2 separate regions of the Mus musculus genome follow, and region 1 is linked to region 2. Evidence: chromatin loops called from intact Hi-C (ENCODE). Cell type or tissue: left cerebral cortex. All regions are shown on one strand.

Region 1 (8,000 bases), 120 kb before region 2:
CTGCCCTTAGTACAATGGGAGATCTGACCTGTGTACACATACTCTTGAGGTCCCCACCTGACACTATGTTCCTGTGTCCTTTAAAAATTTATCTCTGGGTTGAAGCAGTAAGCTTTCTGGAATCTGAATAACTCCCCCAGGGCAGTACAGAGGCCTGAAGCCAGAGCAGCCTCCAGAGTTGAGGCTCCCTGTGCTGTGCATATGTTGCCTCCAAGTTAAAGCTACTTTCTTCAGAGCCACCTCAGGCCTCCTGTGCTTTGAGGAGACTGATTCTTTGCCACTTCAGGATAACCACACCCCAAGGGTAGCTTCTAGAGATAAGGTATCCTCTGACCTTTCTTTTCCACCACCACAAGAGTAAGGAATAACAAAGACCTCATCTGCTGCCTCTATGAAGAGATAAAGGGTCACACCTCACATAAACCCAATCACTGGTCTCCTGAGAAACCTAATCCAGCCATCTTCTATCTTAGCTAATCTCGTCCAAGACAGGAAGGCCACTGCCCTCCTCCCCACCCTCACGAGTATACATCCTGGAGCCATTCCATCATTTTCCAGGAAGCTCTAGGAGTCCACAGTGCTGACACAGCCTTGGAACCCAGCCCAGGCTATCTCCTTGAACCTGAGCAGGAGTCTGAATCCAGGGCTAGCCTCCACTAGCACCTGTAAGTGGGAGAATGGTTGCCAGCAACCGAGCTCTTACTCAGCCCTGACCTGCACAGGGGTGCTGCAGGAAGGGCCTTCGTTTTCTCAAGGACTGTCCCGTATATTGACAGAACCTCAGAACTGGGGCTCTATCCCTCACAGTTTTAAACTTCATTTTCTACTGAAAATTTTCCTATTTCCCCTATTTCAATTTGGGAAATCTGTCGCTTGTTTTTAGCCCAAGAAACAAAGCTAACACTGAATATTACCACTTCCCCAGACCCAGATGCAGCAGGGCTGGGCAGAAGCTGGGGATGTAATTCACAGGGACCCAGGGCCAACAAGGCCAGCGGGGGCGGGGAGAGAAGGCCTGGTACTCACTGTGATCCTACCCTCTTCTTCCCTCTCAGCCCTGCCCAGGTTGACGTCTCCAGGTCACCTCAAGGCCGCAGCTCAAGCTGCAGATGTAGTTCTGACGTGCCCTGCCACCTGTCTTGACCTGTCCTGCTCCCACCACCCTGACCAACCAAAAGCTGAATGGACGCCATGCTGTGCTGGGGCCTGTGAGGACCTCGGCAAAGCCACTTCCTGGTGCTACGCTGCCTGCACTCAGAGCCCGGGGCTGGGCTGGCCTGTGAGCCAAGGACTGGTGGGACTGCTGGGCTGGCCTGTGAGCAAGGGCTGGTGGGACTGCTGGCCCAAACCTGCTCTCTTTGTGTTTGGTTTCTGTTTTGTTTTTTTAATTCTTTACTTTTGATACTGTGAATATCTTTCATGGGGAGAGATAAAGCAACATTTGGACACAGAGTTAGTATGATGGTGATTTGCTGATCTGAATGGGGAGTGGGAGAGAGGTATATGTACTCAGAAATAGAGGTCTGTCTTAGTCACCATCTACAGCAGTATTCTGCTCAGGCAGTCTGCCATCGTTCTTATATAACCCTTAGAGTCCCCAAGCAATTCTGAGTGGGGCTGACAGCCCAACATAATGGAGATGGGGGACTAAGGTTATGACAACAAAGTGACTGCTAAACCGTCTGGCTGGGCCCAAAGGTTGTGGCTGTTGTCACTGTCTAGGCCCTGTCTCCTATTGGGAGGACTCAAGTACATCAACCTAGAACACTATATGGGCTGGGTAGCTCGACAATGGCCGCCTCTGCATAGTGAGAGGCTGATTCAGTCTAGTGCTTCAGGGTTGCTGGGAATTGAACCTGGATCCTCTGGAAGAGCTCAGTGCCCTTGACTGCTAAGCCATTTCTAGCCCTCAAGAGAGTCCCTAATCCACCGGGCAATGGTGATGCATGCCTTTAATCCCAGCACTCGGGATTTCTGAGTTCGAGGCCAGCCTGGTCTACAGAGTGAGTTCCAGGACAGCCAGGGATACACAGAGAAACCCTGTCTTGAAAAACCTAAAAAACAAAAAGAGAGAGAGAGTGTGTGTGTGTCCCTAATCTTTAGTCCACATTGGAAAACTGAAGAAGCTAAGCTCTGATGTCAGCAGAGTAGTTGCAAAAGCAACATTTCCTCGGATCTCCTTATGTCCAGGATACCACTGAGAAAAGTACAGCACATTTGAGTGTAGTGTCTTCACCCCTTAGTTAATCCTTCCCGGAAATGGCCTTACAGGTTCACCTTGCTTAGCCTTTACACTTAGTTTTCCCCTCTGCAATGTGATCATGTGGACCTAGGTTGGATATGGACTTTTACATATGCATGAGACCAGAGGCCCTGAGGCCTTTACAACTATGCACCTGCAGCCCTAGCCAGTTGAGAGCTACCCACACCATACCAACACAATTGGAGCAGTTAAGGACAAACACCTTTTAGAATTAGATCTGCGTGTCCAGTGGGAATGGGCTATGTATACACTCGTAAACCTTAAAACAAAACACATACTAAACATCTATAAAGTCAAGGAATCCACTTCACCTTCCCAAATCCTATTTTAATGTGGTAGATTTACTAAAAATGTCTCACATGTGCCGTGTCCAGGCTTAAGTCTTTTTAAAGATCTGTTTTATGTGTGAGTGTTTTGCTCACACTGTAAGCCTGGTGTTGAAGGTCAGAAGAGAGCATTGGATTCCACAGAAATGGAGTTAGAAATGTGAGGCACCATATAGGTGCTGAGAATCCAATCTGGGTCCTCTGCAAGAACCAATGCTCTTGGCCTGAGCCACCCTCCAGCCCTGCTAAATGCCATTCTTAGCAAGCGTCTGCTAGGCTCTGCAGTTAACCCATACTCTTCTCCTCCCCCAAGGGAGCAGGAGCCAGACCACAGGCTCACAGCTCCTGCTTCTCAGCCTGTTTCATTTTTAGGAAAGGGAAAACAGTTGTAGCCTTTTCTCTGTATTGGTTAGCTTTGTTTTTCACACTTAAAACTGCTCTTTAAAATTCCAGTTGTGGCAAGAGTTAAAGTCTGGTCAAGTACCTACAAAGTCTAGCTTTGGCCTTCAGCACACGGTCACCAGCTAGGTGACTCCTGACTTTCTTTCACATTCCCCACCCCTCCACAATTACTCTTCCATTATGAATTCCGGGTGTTTGTTTCTTTACCATGAGTTCTTACTGTGTAGCCCCAGCTGGCTTCAAACTCAGATCTGCCTGCTGAGTGCTGGGATTAAAGGTGCATGCAACCACCTGGCTTTTGGATTTTAATTATTCTTCAAGAGAGGCTACTTGCTATGAATATCACGAAAATTGATTTGCACTTCCTTTGTGATTTCATGCTAGGTATTGTGATTATACACAATCCCAGCACTCATGAGGTTGAAGCAGGAGGATCACCACAAGTTTGAAGCCAACCTTGGCTACATGGCAAGACCCTCTCTTAGGTTAAAAAAAAATCATTTTATTTCTCCCAATCTCAGAACACTTTGGCACTCCATGGTGATCGATGCACCTATTACAGATAAAGACTTGGGAAGGAGCAGCCAGCACTAGCTCTGTCTTTCCTCCTTAAAGTAGGACTCCTAACAACCTGGGCCCGTCTCCTTACCTCACACCAGCCCCTGAGATCTCTGCAGATGCCCCAAGGAATCTGGTTATTTGCTCTACACTCTCAGCCCCTTTCCTGCTCTCTTGATGGTGACTCCTCCCTCCACTAACTCGAAAACCCAGATCCAGCATCTCTTCTGTGCTATCTCTAGCTTCCCAGGTGGTCACTCTGAGATGTATATCATTTACACACATAACATACAAGGTTAAAAAAGACCTTGACCATTATTTTACTTCTGACCCGTCGGAACAGCGGTGTTATCTCACGTTAATGAATAATATTTTGCGAGCACCGCTTGCAGGGCTGAAACTCCTGGCCGCCAGAGGGCACAACGCTCCCCGGGAGCGTGCGGGAAAGGACAGCGTGCGGAGGGTAGGGCGTGTTCAACAGATTCATCCTTTAACCCACGACTTGGATCTTCTGCGCATGCTTCAAATCCTCCCGCTACCCACAAGGCTTCGCCAGACCCAATTGGCTCCGCTGCGCGTCCGTAAACGCGCTGGAAGAAGATTGTCCCGGTTCGCGATCCGGCGCTCACGCCGTTGCTAGGCGACCACAGCAGTTTTTCCTATCTGATTGGAGCTCAGATGCCCTGGCATTGCGCATGTGTGCAGCCTAAGATGGAGGATTCGGAACCGGAGCGGAAGGTGGGACTGAGGTTTGGTCCACGCGAGGGGGTGCGGGCAGGGGGAGGGGCCGCGGCTGACTCGGGTCTCCGCAGCGGGCACGCGCGGACGAGGCGACCGCGGGTGGGAGCCGCTCCGAGGACGAGGATGAGGACGACGAGGACTACGTACCCTATGTGCCGTTGCGGCAGCGCCGGCAGCTACTGGTGAGGGGCCGCATCCCTGGTGCAACGGCGACATGTCCCCGGCCGTCAGCGGGAGGGGGGATCTGGGGAGCTGTAGTCCTACCTTGGGTCGTGGTTCTGAGGAAGACCAGGGACTAGTGAACCTGAGTTCCGGACAGACGTGCGCCTCAGTGCACACGATCCCCTTCCCGGAAAAAGCCCTCCCGGGTGCTGTGCCCCCTCACCTGCTGGGTCCTGGGCTTGGCTCTGAGGGACACTGCTGGGACCTCAGCTCCAGAAGCTGCTGCAGCGAAGACGCAAGGGCGCTACGGAGGAAGAGCAGCAGGACAGTGGCAGTGAGCCCCGAGGAGATGAGGACGACATCCCGCTGGGCCCTCAGTCCAATGTCAGCCTCCTGGATCAGCACCAGCACCTCAAAGAGAAGGCTGAAGGTGGGCCTAGCAGGAAGGAGAGAGGACGGGCCTAGGCCGCAGTGCTCCTGCTTCTCTGACCTCTTCGGCTTCTTTTCTCAGCACGCAAGGAGTCCGCCAAGGAAAAGCAACTGAAGGAAGAAGAAAAGATTCTGGAGAGTGTGGCTGAAGGCCGAGGTACCATTATAGTTGGTTCAGAGCAGAGGTGGACTGAGCCACCTCCTCCCGATTTCAAAGGCGAGACCTCTTGGGTGGTCTTGCTCATTGAGCCATGTCTGTCTCCTCAGCCTTGATGTCAGTGAAGGAAATGGCCAAAGGCATCACCTATGACGATCCAATCAAAACTAGGTATGCCTTTCCAGTAAGTATATGAGGTTGGGACTGGCAGTGGTACCCTGACGCCCTGCTGTGCGGACTGGGGAGGGAGCTGCCCCACCATACTCTACCGTGTTGCCCTCTCCTGCCCACCACCTACCCATAGTTGGACACCCCCGCGTTATGTCCTGAGCATGTCTGAGGAGCGGCATGAGCGAGTTCGGAAGAAGTATCACATCCTGGTGGAGGGCGATGGTATCCCGCCACCCATCAAGAGCTTCAAGGAGATGAAGTTTCCTGCAGGTACCCGAGGAGAAGGGAGACACCGTGCTTTATCATCTTGCCCCTGTGAGGTTGTGTATCCCAGCACCCACTGCGCTCAGCCGTGGGAATGGAGAGTTGGAGATAGGAAGTCTCTCTGTGGTTGTTGGTGGTACTTGGTTTTGGGGGGAGGAGCTCTTTTGAGACAGGATCTCTTTCGGCAGCCCAGACTGACCTCAAATCCAAAACAGTCCTCCTGCAGCATCCCTACTGAACGCTTGTGCTAGCTAGCACTGGAGGCATAACCACCACACCCTGTGGGCAGTTGTGAAACCACGTGTCGTTTTGGAGGCCCAATTGTCCCCGAACATAATATGTCCAGGCTTTCCTCACACTCAAAGATCCAGTTATCTGTGCCTCCTAGGTTCAGGGCTTATAGGCATGTCCCACCACTCCTCACTAGAGGAAGGGTTTTTTGTTTTGTTTTGTTTTGTTTGAGACAGTGTTTCTCTGTGTAGCCCTGGCTGTCCTAGTACTCACTCTGTAGACCAGGCTGACCTCGAACTCAGAAATCTGCCTGACTCTGCCTCCCAAGTGCTGGGATTAAAGGCGTGCGCCACCACCGCCCGGCGAGGAAGGGTTTCTTTGGACTTATTTTCAGATGCCTCGGCTATCTTCTGCTTCAACAGAGCTTCCATGAGAACTTAGGCCCAGTGAGCCAGTGAGCCTTGGACCTACTGTTTCCTGACACCCCAGCCTCTGTTTCACGATTTACAACTTACAGGGAAGAACTAATTCTACCGGACTCAGGATGCCAATTAAACTCCTGTTCTTTACTACAGCTATCCTTCGGGGCCTGAAAAAAAAGGGCATCCTCCACCCAACACCCATTCAGATCCAGGGCATCCCTACCATGTAAGTGTGGGCTGTGAGCATGACTGCAACAGAGAAGCCATGCCCACTTATCCAGCTGTCTCCTGCTGGGCCAGTCCTGAAGCTGTCCTCTCCCGACAGTCTGTCCGGTCGGGACATGATCGGCATTGCCTTCACGGGGTCAGGCAAGACACTGGTATTCACTCTGCCAGTCATCATGTTCTGCCTGGAACAGGAGAAGCGGTTGCCTTTCTCCAAGCGAGAGGGGCCTTATGGGCTCATCATCTGCCCCTCGGTAAGATAGGCTAATCCTGGGGTCGGGAGAAGGACTGTGCTGGCTTCCGGTACCAGCCTTGTCTCTGCCTGTAGCGAGAGCTGGCTCGGCAGACCCACGGCATCCTGGAGTATTACTGCCGTCTGCTGCAGGAGGACAGCTCACCCCTCCTGCGCTGTGCCCTCTGCATCGGGGGCATGTCGGTGAAGGAGCAGATGGAGACCATCCGACAGTACGTACTGATGGTCTCGGTGGCATCCCCTGAGTGTCCAGAGAGGTAGAAGAAGCCTTTAGATTGGCTACTGCATGGGCCTCACACAGTTCTTCTGGGAGTCCAGTCCTTGAGGGAAAATGGTTTGGGGTAGGATGGAAAGATGTAGCTGGATATTGTGGGAATAGAACAGATGGAATGCCCCATTCTCTGGGATATTGGAAGTCAGAAAAGGCATTGCAGGGAAGGTGCCATTTGAAATTGGGGGTCAGTTCAGGTAGAAAGCTCAGAGATTGAAGTCTAGGGTATCCAGAAAAATCAGAACTATTTACTGTGGTTAACCAGACTAAGGTACTGATGTGGACTGGACCCCAGTAGCACCTCTGCTTGGTCCTTTCCAGGTAGTGCAATCCTAGCAGACATCTCTAGCACTCTGGACCAGGCCCCAAGATGATAGTCATACCAGAACCCACCCCTATGTCTGAGGTATTCCCAGGCTCAGGGAGGATGCAGGTGTATAACAGATAGCTCATCAGAAATGTGAGCCCAGCAAGGCCAGTAAAGGGGTGCAGGAACCAGGAGAAAACCTCTAGAGACTCAGGATAGCTCTTGTGGGGAAGGCATGACAAAGTAAGTGCTAGCCAGAAAGGTCTAGCCCTTACTAATAAGCTGCTTTTGTTATACAGAAGATAGCCTGGGGAAGTGCTGAGAGGCAGGGGAGGAGACAGCGAAAGCAGAAGGCAGTGTACAGCCTCTTGGTAGCTCATAGAGATACCCAGGAACCCAAAACTTAGGGTTTCTTTGTTCTCAGTGGTGTGCACATGATGGTAGCCACACCTGGACGCCTCATGGATTTGCTGCAGAAGAAAATGGTCAGCCTAGACATCTGCCGCTACCTAGCCCTGGATGAAGCTGACCGCATGATTGACATGGGCTTTGAGGGTGACATTCGTACCATCTTCTCCTACTTCAAGGTGCCCGACCCCTGCATGTAAATACACTCATGTACTGCATGCTGAGCTGCAGGGTCCCTGCACTGCATGCCCTCTGCTTCTCAGGCTCTGTGGCTCAGCTGTTCGGTATCCCCTGACAGCATCCCCTGTGTGGTCTTTTTTTTTTTTTTTTTTTTTTTTTTTTTTTTTTTTTTGAGACAGGGTTTCTCTGTGTAGCTTTGGCTGCCCTGGAATTCACTTTGTAGACTAGGC
Region 2 (8,000 bases):
CAAGCATTGCCACTAAGCCTCACGGTGTTCCCCTGAAGTAGACAGTGATTTCTTTTTCATTTTCTCTTTGAGATTATAATATAATTACATCACTGGGCAGTGGTGGCACATGCCTTTAATCCTAGCACTTGGGAGGCAGAGGCAGGCAGATTTCTGAGTTCGAGGCCAGCCTGCTCTACACAGTGAGTTCCAGGACAGCCAGGGCTACACAGAGAAACCCTGTCTCGAAAACAAAAACAATATATATATATATATATATATATATATATATATACACATATATATGTGTGTGTGTGTGTGTATACGTATATATATATATACACATATATATATACACATATATATATACATATATATAATCATATCATCCCCCTCCCTTTCTTCCCTCCAAACCCTCCCATAGCCCCAATAATTATTTCTTTTTTTTTTTAAGATTTATTTATTTATTATATGTAAGTACACTGTAGCTGTCCTCAGATACTCCAGAAGAGGGCATCAGATTTTGTTACGGATGGTTGTGAGCCACCATGTGGTTGCTGGGATTTGAACTCGGGACCTTCGGAAGAGCAGTCGGCGCTCTTAACCACTGAGCCATCTCGCCAGCCCCAATAATTATTTCTTATGATTAACTATACTTTTCTCAGCTACCATGAACATCAAGTTCACAAATTCAGTGATTCCGTTCACAAATTAGGTTCCGTGAGCCTCTGGCTATGACATTTTCACCAATCATTAGCATGTAATCTTGTTACATCTGGATTCTGTTTAAAGACATTATTCAGTGTGCATGTTGTTGATCCCTTAAACACTAATCTAATGGCCGATGCCACTATTACTGCCTGCCTGACAAGGTGTCCCTGACACGTTTTCTTCATAAGGCGCATACAACTTCTTGTGTTCTTGCAAGTAGGAGCCTCAGGTAACACTTGGGCATACACATAGAACCACTCTGTCTCCCTGAAGTACTGAGGATCGAACCTAGAGCCTTGTGTATGCCAGGCAAATGCTTGGCCACTGAGTTAAAACTCTGGCCCTCTTTAAAAAGAAGTGTGTGTGTATGTGTGTGTGCAAGTGCATGTGTGTATGTGTATGTACATATGTGTGTGTGTTTGTGTGTGTGTATGTGTGTATATGTGTGCGTGTGTGTGTGCAAGTACATGTGTGTGTATGTGTGTGTGTTCGAGCATCTTTCACTGACCCATTCAATTCCATAAAGATCATGAAGGCACTGTGAACGTTGGCAGTTTCTTTGGCTTTCTTTGGCCTTGTGCTGACTTGTGAGCAAGCACTACACGACTGACCTATATCCTCAGCCTGAGTCACAAGTATTGGGTTGGAGGGGGCTTACAAATAAATGTTTACAAAGCAGGCAGGGGCAGTGGTGGGGGGGTGCCTTTAATCCCAGCACTTGGCAGGCAGAGGCAGGTGAATTTCTGAGTTTGAGGCCAGCCTGGTCTACACAGTGAGTTCCAGGACAGCCAGGGCTACACAAAGAAACCCTGTCTTGGGGGTGGGGGTGGGGGAACAAAACAAAAAACAAAACAAAACAAAGCAGGCAGGTTCACAAATATAAAGTCAGTGAGGATTGGCAGTTGCATTACTGTTGCCAGTTTACTAAGCCAAAAATGGCCAAGGGACCTAAGTGTTTGTTTGTTTGTTTGTTTGTTTGTTTGTTTGTTTGTTTGTTTTGTAGACAGGCTATCTCTGTGTAATAGACCTGGCTGTCCTGGAACTCATTCTGTAGACCAGGCTGGCCTTGAACTCACAGAGATCCGCCTGCCTCAGCCTCCCAAATTCTGGGATGAAAGGCGTGTGACCTAAATCTTTAATGAGCTCAACTTTGTGACATGCACCTGTGTTTCAGACTTGCTCAGGGTCAGATATCTATTCCAGCTGTCTGACTCTAGAAGCCTACTTTCTAAGCAGGATGCAGTCTTGAATGCATAGCTGACCTTTTTCCAAATCAGGCCCTGTGAGGCAGAGGGTGGGCAGCTGGGTCTCAGGGCAGGGCTCTGAGGTGTGGTGTTCCTACAGTTCTCACTGTGGATGGGAGGCTCTGCCATTTTCCCTTTCAGTACCACCGTCAGCTACACCACAAATGCATCCACAAAAGGCGGCCAGGCTCCCGCCCCTGGTAAGACATTTTCTAATAGGGGTTGGGGGAGGGGGCTGGATGAAATGGACTCTGTCTAGCTATCTAAGCATCGTGTTTGGTCAAAAGGTGTGTGTGTGTGTGTGTGTGTGTGTGTGTGTGTGTTTGTGTGTGTGTGTGAAGCAAGGCTAGCCTAGCCAGCCTCAGGCACTGCAGGGAAACCTCATCTATCCCCCAGGTGTGCTACCACCCCCAACTTTGATGAAGATCAGCAATGGGGATACTGCTTGGAGCCCAAGAAAGTGAAAGGTATGTATGGCATGCAGGCCCCGGGTGGCTCAAGGCTGTGTGTGTCTTGCTGCTCACTCCGTTCCCACACACCTACTCACCTACTAAGCATCATCAGATGCCAAACACTTGGGATTCTGGGCCCCGCCCTTTTCCTTCTCTTACAGCATTCTTTCAAAAGTCAGAGGAAGAATTCTGGGGAAAGAGGCCACCATTGTCCAGATGAGCTTGAGGGTCTAGAAGCTTGGGGTTCTATGGTTTGATGACAAGCAGGTGCAGGCAGGGTATTGGTCCCTACATATGTCCTTCCGACTCCGGAAGTGCTTCGCTCTTGTTATCTACCTCTCAGACCATTGCAGCAAACACAACCCGTGCCACAAAGGAGGGACATGTATCAACACCCCCAATGGGCCACACTGTCTCTGCCCTGAACACCTCACTGGGAAACATTGCCAGAAAGGTAAGAGGAACTGCCTCCCAGCAAGATGTCCCTGGAGACCCGGTGCTTTGCCATGGTCCCATTGACTTCCTTGTGTCCCCAGAGAAATGCTTTGAGCCTCAGCTTCTCAAGTTCTTCCACGAGAATGAGCTATGGTTTAGAACGGGGCCAGGAGGTGTGGCCAGGTGCGAGTGCAAAGGTTCTGAGGCTCACTGCAAGCCGGTGGCCAGCCAGGGTAAGTGGGTGTGCAGGGACTGTGGGGAGGAGGGCAGAGAGTCAGGAACCCCTGGTAGAAGGCTGGGTGCAATGATGTACACAGGTAAGGCTCAGTTTGCACCTCTCCCCACCCCACCCCCAGCCTGCAGCATCAATCCGTGCCTTAATGGGGGCAGCTGCCTCCTCGTGGAGGACCACCCACTGTGCCGTTGCCCTACAGGCTACACTGGATATTTTTGCGACTTGGGTGAGTAAGACCCCGTGTGGAAAGGCTTGCGGAGGTGGATAGAGAGAATGGAAGTGAACCAGAGGGCTCCAACAGACTCATCCGCCGACTGCAGGGAGCCATCTCTCTTTCTCTAGACCTTTGGGCGACCTGCTATGAAGGCAGGGGGCTCAGCTACCGGGGCCAGGCTGGAACTACGCAATCGGGTGCGCCATGTCAGCGGTGGACCGTGGAGGCCACCTACCGGAACATGACTGAGAAGCAAGCGCTAAGCTGGGGCCTGGGCCACCACGCATTTTGCCGGTTCGCGAGAAGGGACCGGGCAGGGGAACTTGCTTTCTCTTAGGGTCCTCGAGGGCCTCCCCACGTTCTAACAGTGCTCCCTCTTGAGATTGCAGGAACCCAGATAATGACACACGTCCATGGTGCTTCGTCTGGAGTGGCGACAGGCTGAGCTGGGACTATTGCGGCCTGGAGCAGTGCCAGACGCCAACGTTTGCACCTCTAGTTGTCCCTGAGAGTCAGGAGGAGTCCCCGTCCCAGGCACCATCTCTGTCCCATGCACCAAATGGTTAGGCAGAGGAGGGGGTCCCGGCGCAGAGGACATGGGTCTCTCTTATTCCTGGCAGCCCGTGCCAGGTATCCATGGCCTCAGCCAGTCTCTCCTTCCACAGACTCGACCGATCATCAGACTTCTCTGTCCAAGACCAACACGATGGGCTGCGGACAGAGGTTCCGCAAGGGACTGTCCTCGTTCATGCGCGTGGTGGGCGGACTAGTGGCTCTGCCTGGGTCGCACCCCTACATCGCTGCACTGTACTGGGGTAACAACTTCTGCGCGGGCAGTCTCATCGCCCCCTGTTGGGTGCTGACCGCGGCTCACTGCCTGCAGAATCGGCAAGTGCCACCCTCGGTGACCCCCTAGACCGCTCCTACCGTACCCGCACCCTACTCTTTCCCTGCCCGCCATTCTTGAGCTCCCTCGAGGGGTTGGAAACTAAGGCACCCCCAGAGCATTTGTAGCCGGTCTGAGCCTGCTGCCTGTCCCCCACCCGACTGCAGGCCAGCGCCCGAGGAACTGACAGTGGTACTTGGTCAAGATCGCCACAACCAGAGCTGCGAGTGGTGCCAGACTCTGGCTGTGCGCTCCTACCGCCTTCACGAGGGCTTCTCCTCCATCACCTACCAGCACGACTTGGGTGGGGTGGCCCTACAGGGATAGGGAGAAAGGATGGCGGAGGGCTGGGGCCCTATGTCGCCATCTAACCTTTGCCTCTCGGGGTAGCTCTGCTGCGCCTGCAGGAAAGCAAAACCAACAGTTGCGCGATCCTGTCACCTCACGTTCAGCCTGTGTGTCTACCCAGCGGCGCGGCCCCACCCTCTGAGACAGTGCTCTGCGAGGTGGCCGGCTGGGGTCACCAGTTCGAGGGTAGGCACAACTGTTGGGCGCTGGTTGGAGACTTTTGGTTATCTAGGAGCGCAGTTGGTACGCCCCGATGAATCTGGGGGACAAGTTTCACTGACATGACAGTTGTAAAAAACGCACAGAGCCCTTGTCTCTGTAGCGTGACTTTCCCAGATTCTAGAATTCTCTGTCGAGATTCCAGAGCCCCTTGAGGTTTGTTCTAGTTTTTTGCCTTCTATTGTGGCGTTAAACACCATGACCAAATCCAGCTTAGGCAGGAAAGGTTTTATTTGGCTTCCGAGGTTGCAGGGTTTCTTGCTGTCCACCATTGAGGAAGCCACAACAGGGAGTGGAGGCAGGAACTGAGGCAGGAAACGGAAAGGGACACTCCTTGCTGCCTTTCTCTTCATGGCTTGTTCAGCTTTCTTTTTAAAAAATTCACTTATTTTTATTTTATGTGCATGTGAGTCTGCCTACAAGCATATGTGTGCACCATATGTACATCTGGTACAGGGGAAGCCAGATCTGTAATACAGGTTAAAAACCACGGTGTGGGGGCTGGGAACGGAACCAAGGCCCTCTGCAAGAACAGCAAGAGCTCTTAACCTCTGAGCTAGCCCCCAACACCTTGCGGCTTGCTTACTTTGCTTTGCTTTTCTCTTTTCCTCTTCCTCTTCCTCTTCCTCTTCCTCCTCCTCCTCTTTCTCCCCCTCTTCCTCTTGTTTTGTTTTTGTTTTTTGTTTTGAAGGCAGGGTTTCTCTGTGTAGTCCCAGCTGTCCGGGAGCTGTCCAGGAGCTGTCCAGCTCTGTAGACCAGGCTGCCTTCAACCTTAAGCACTCCATCTGCCTTTGCCTCCCAAGTGCTGGGATTAAAGGCTTGCACCTTTCTGGCTCAGTTTCTTTCTTACACAATCCAGGCCCACCTGTTCAGGGCGGCATCACTCACAGTGGGCGGGGCCCTTTCACATCAACCATTAATCAAGAAAATGCCCGGGGCTGGTGAGATGGCTCAGTGGGTAAGAGCACCCGACTGCTCTTCCGAAGGTCCAGAGTTCAAATCCCAGCAACCACATGGTGGCTCACAACCATCTGTAACGAGATCTGGCGCCTTCTTCTGGAGTGTCTGAAGACAGCTACAGTGTACTTACATATAATTAATAAATAAATCTTTAAAAAAAAAAAAAAAGAAAATGCCCTACAGATATTGCCCTAGGCCAATCTTCTGGAGGCATCTCTTCGGGTGAGGTTCCTTCCCCCCCTAGATGACTCTTGAGTGCGTCAAATTGACAGACAGTAACCCAGCACAAGGATTACAGGGAGACTTGAACTGTCTTGTGCTTCTTTTGGGCTCCAAATTATAAAGGCTTAACCAGGACTTTGTCCCCATGCTGGAGCAATGGAGACAATGGAGAGAACTATTCTGGGAGCCAGGTTCTGAGCCACTGTGTGGAAGAGGATAGGAAGTGCTTCCTGTGTTTTAAGCCCTGCTCTTCTCTGGGCTTCAGTGTCCTTGCCATGAAATACTTATTGGCAGGTCCCTATCACTCAGGCTTGCTGTGAGGGAGCAAAGCGGAGTAGGTGGGGAATTGTCTGGTAGCCTGGCCCACGCAGCAAGCTCAGGTCCTCCCCTCTGATTTGCAGGGGCTGAAGAATACTCCACCTTCCTGCAGGAGGCACAGGTTCCCTTTATCGCCCTGGATCGCTGCTCCAACTCTAACGTGCACGGAGACGCCATTCTCCCTGGGATGCTTTGCGCTGGCTTCTTGGAGGGAGGCACCGATGCCTGCCAGGTCAGCCCTGGGGTCCTGGTAGGTACCTTGGTCCCTGCCTGTCAAGCATAAGGCAAGAACCACGTGCTGCCTGTTCCCCACCCAGGGTGACTCCGGGGGCCCTCTGGTGTGTGAGGAAGGAACTGCAGAACATCAGCTCACCCTGCGCGGAGTCATCAGCTGGGGCTCCGGCTGTGGTGACCGCAACAAGCCCGGAGTCTACACAGACGTGGCCAACTACCTGGCTTGGATCCAGAAGCATATTGCTTCATAACTAACCAGGCTTTATCCTTCCCTCCTTGTGTGCTCCTTGGGATGGGACGATGAATGTGGCATGCTGGGTCACAGTGAAGCTAGTGCCCCGACACTGGGGGCACAGAAACTCAATAAAGTGCTTTGAAAACGTTCCTCAGAATTCTGTCTTGAAACGTCAAGTGGGAGCACAGGTAAGCCAACTCCCTCGTTGCCTGGACAAGGCAACTAGCCAGATGTCAGCATAAGAGGCGTAGACTCTTGTCCGGACCACCATATTTTCTCATCCTTACTTTGGGTGAGCTTTTGCCGCCCATGTTCAAGTCCACCTGAGGTCAATTAACTGGACTCTAGGGAGAAGGCAGTCTTGGCATATTTTTAAAACGCTACGGGTGATTCCTTATGCAATAGAGGTTGGGAACTGTAGTTAAGAGTGTTCCAGACGGGAATCGTGGTGCGGATAGTAGCTGCTGAGCATGTGTGAGAGGCCCTGGGTTAGATCCCAGCACCACCATTAAAAGAAGGGGGAGGGGTTGTGTTGGGTTGTGTGGGTTTTGTTTGTTTGTTTTGAACTTTAAGCCTGGCATGGTGGTGCAAGTTGGTGTCAAGGAAAATCTGAGGCTGCATCTGATGCCTCTAAGTACAAGCTGGGTTAGGAGCCAGCCAGCCAGAGCCTTCGGGGATGCGGTGACTCCAAAGCGAGGTTTGTAGTTCCCTTGCAGGAGAGGAGCCTAGTTGTCCAGATGAGTACATTTCTTGCTTTTAAAAATGTCCTTCTGTTTATTGATTTATTGAGATATCTGTCGTCCTAATGCCGAAATTATAGGCCTATACAATCACCCAGTTTATGTGGTGCAGGGGGATCAATCCCAAAACTTTGTTCTTGGTCTAGCCAGGCCCTCTGTCAACTGCACTGTACTGACTGCGCTACACTCCCCGTCCTTACACCCATCTTTGCACAGCATCTTACTGCATAGCTTTTGTCTGGCCTGTGACTTGCTAGGTAGCCTTGAACTTGTACAGATCCCCTTGCTTCATGAGTGACAGGTTTAAGTACAAGCCACCATGTCTGGCTTTTTTTTTTTTTTTTAATTAAGAAAAAAAAATGGGGCTGGTGAGATGGCTCAGTGGGTAAGAGCACCCAACTGCTCTTCTGAAGGTCTGGAGTTCAAATCCCAGCAACCACATGGTGGCTCACAACCATCCGTAATGAGATCTGATGCCCTCTTCTGGAGCGTCTGAAGACAGCTACAGTGTACTTACATGTAATAAATAAATAAATAAATAAATAAATCTTAAAAAAAAAAAGAAAAA

The links. A loop is a pair of places that touch in the nucleus more often than their neighbours do. Peaks named below come from ENCODE experiments on the same cell type or tissue, not always from the same donor. Only the 100,000 strongest peaks of a DNase experiment are listed, where the experiment ranks them.
Region 1: a loop joins it to region 2, with 2.4 times the contacts of the local background. A loop is called at or near these places in 4 of 42 quality-filtered maps.

The regions. Positions count from the first base shown.
Region 1 is chr13:55,532,768-55,540,767 of GRCm38, reverse strand. It overlaps Ddx41 (DEAD box helicase 41), which reads left to right and starts at 4,110. Exons shown (of 17, transcript NM_134059.2): 1 at 4,110-4,287; 2 at 4,362-4,472; 3 at 4,723-4,882; 4 at 4,964-5,038; 5 at 5,149-5,209; 6 at 5,343-5,479; 7 at 6,280-6,352; 8 at 6,452-6,605; 9 at 6,680-6,816; 10 at 7,607-7,769. The coding sequence starts at 4,261. Fam193b (family with sequence similarity 193, member B) reads left to right here. Exons shown (of 11, transcript NM_145382.4): 11 at 1,056-1,452. Gm46416 (a long non-coding RNA gene) reads right to left here and starts at 4,773. Exons shown (of 5, transcript XR_003950651.1): 1 at 4,676-4,773; 2 at 3,881-4,568. In left cerebral cortex, a CTCF peak has its summit at 3,963 (motif pointing right); DNase peaks (open chromatin) are centred at 1,641 and 4,139; H3K4me3 peaks cover 1,721 bases; H3K27ac peaks cover 1,373 bases.
Region 2 is chr13:55,416,807-55,424,806 of GRCm38, reverse strand. It overlaps F12 (coagulation factor XII (Hageman factor)), which reads left to right. Exons shown (of 14, transcript NM_021489.3): 3 at 2,035-2,134; 4 at 2,331-2,401; 5 at 2,730-2,840; 6 at 2,923-3,054; 7 at 3,178-3,282; 8 at 3,399-3,564; 9 at 3,660-3,832; 10 at 3,936-4,158; 11 at 4,324-4,460; 12 at 4,547-4,690; 13 at 6,307-6,455; 14 at 6,541-6,849. The coding sequence ends at 6,708. Among named protein-coding and RNA genes, the nearest start is that of Pfn3, 5.6 kb to the right of the region's middle. In left cerebral cortex, CTCF peaks have their summits at 3,505 and 6,564; DNase peaks (open chromatin) are centred at 3,451, 5,159 and 6,544; H3K4me3 peaks cover 727 bases; H3K27ac peaks cover 319 bases.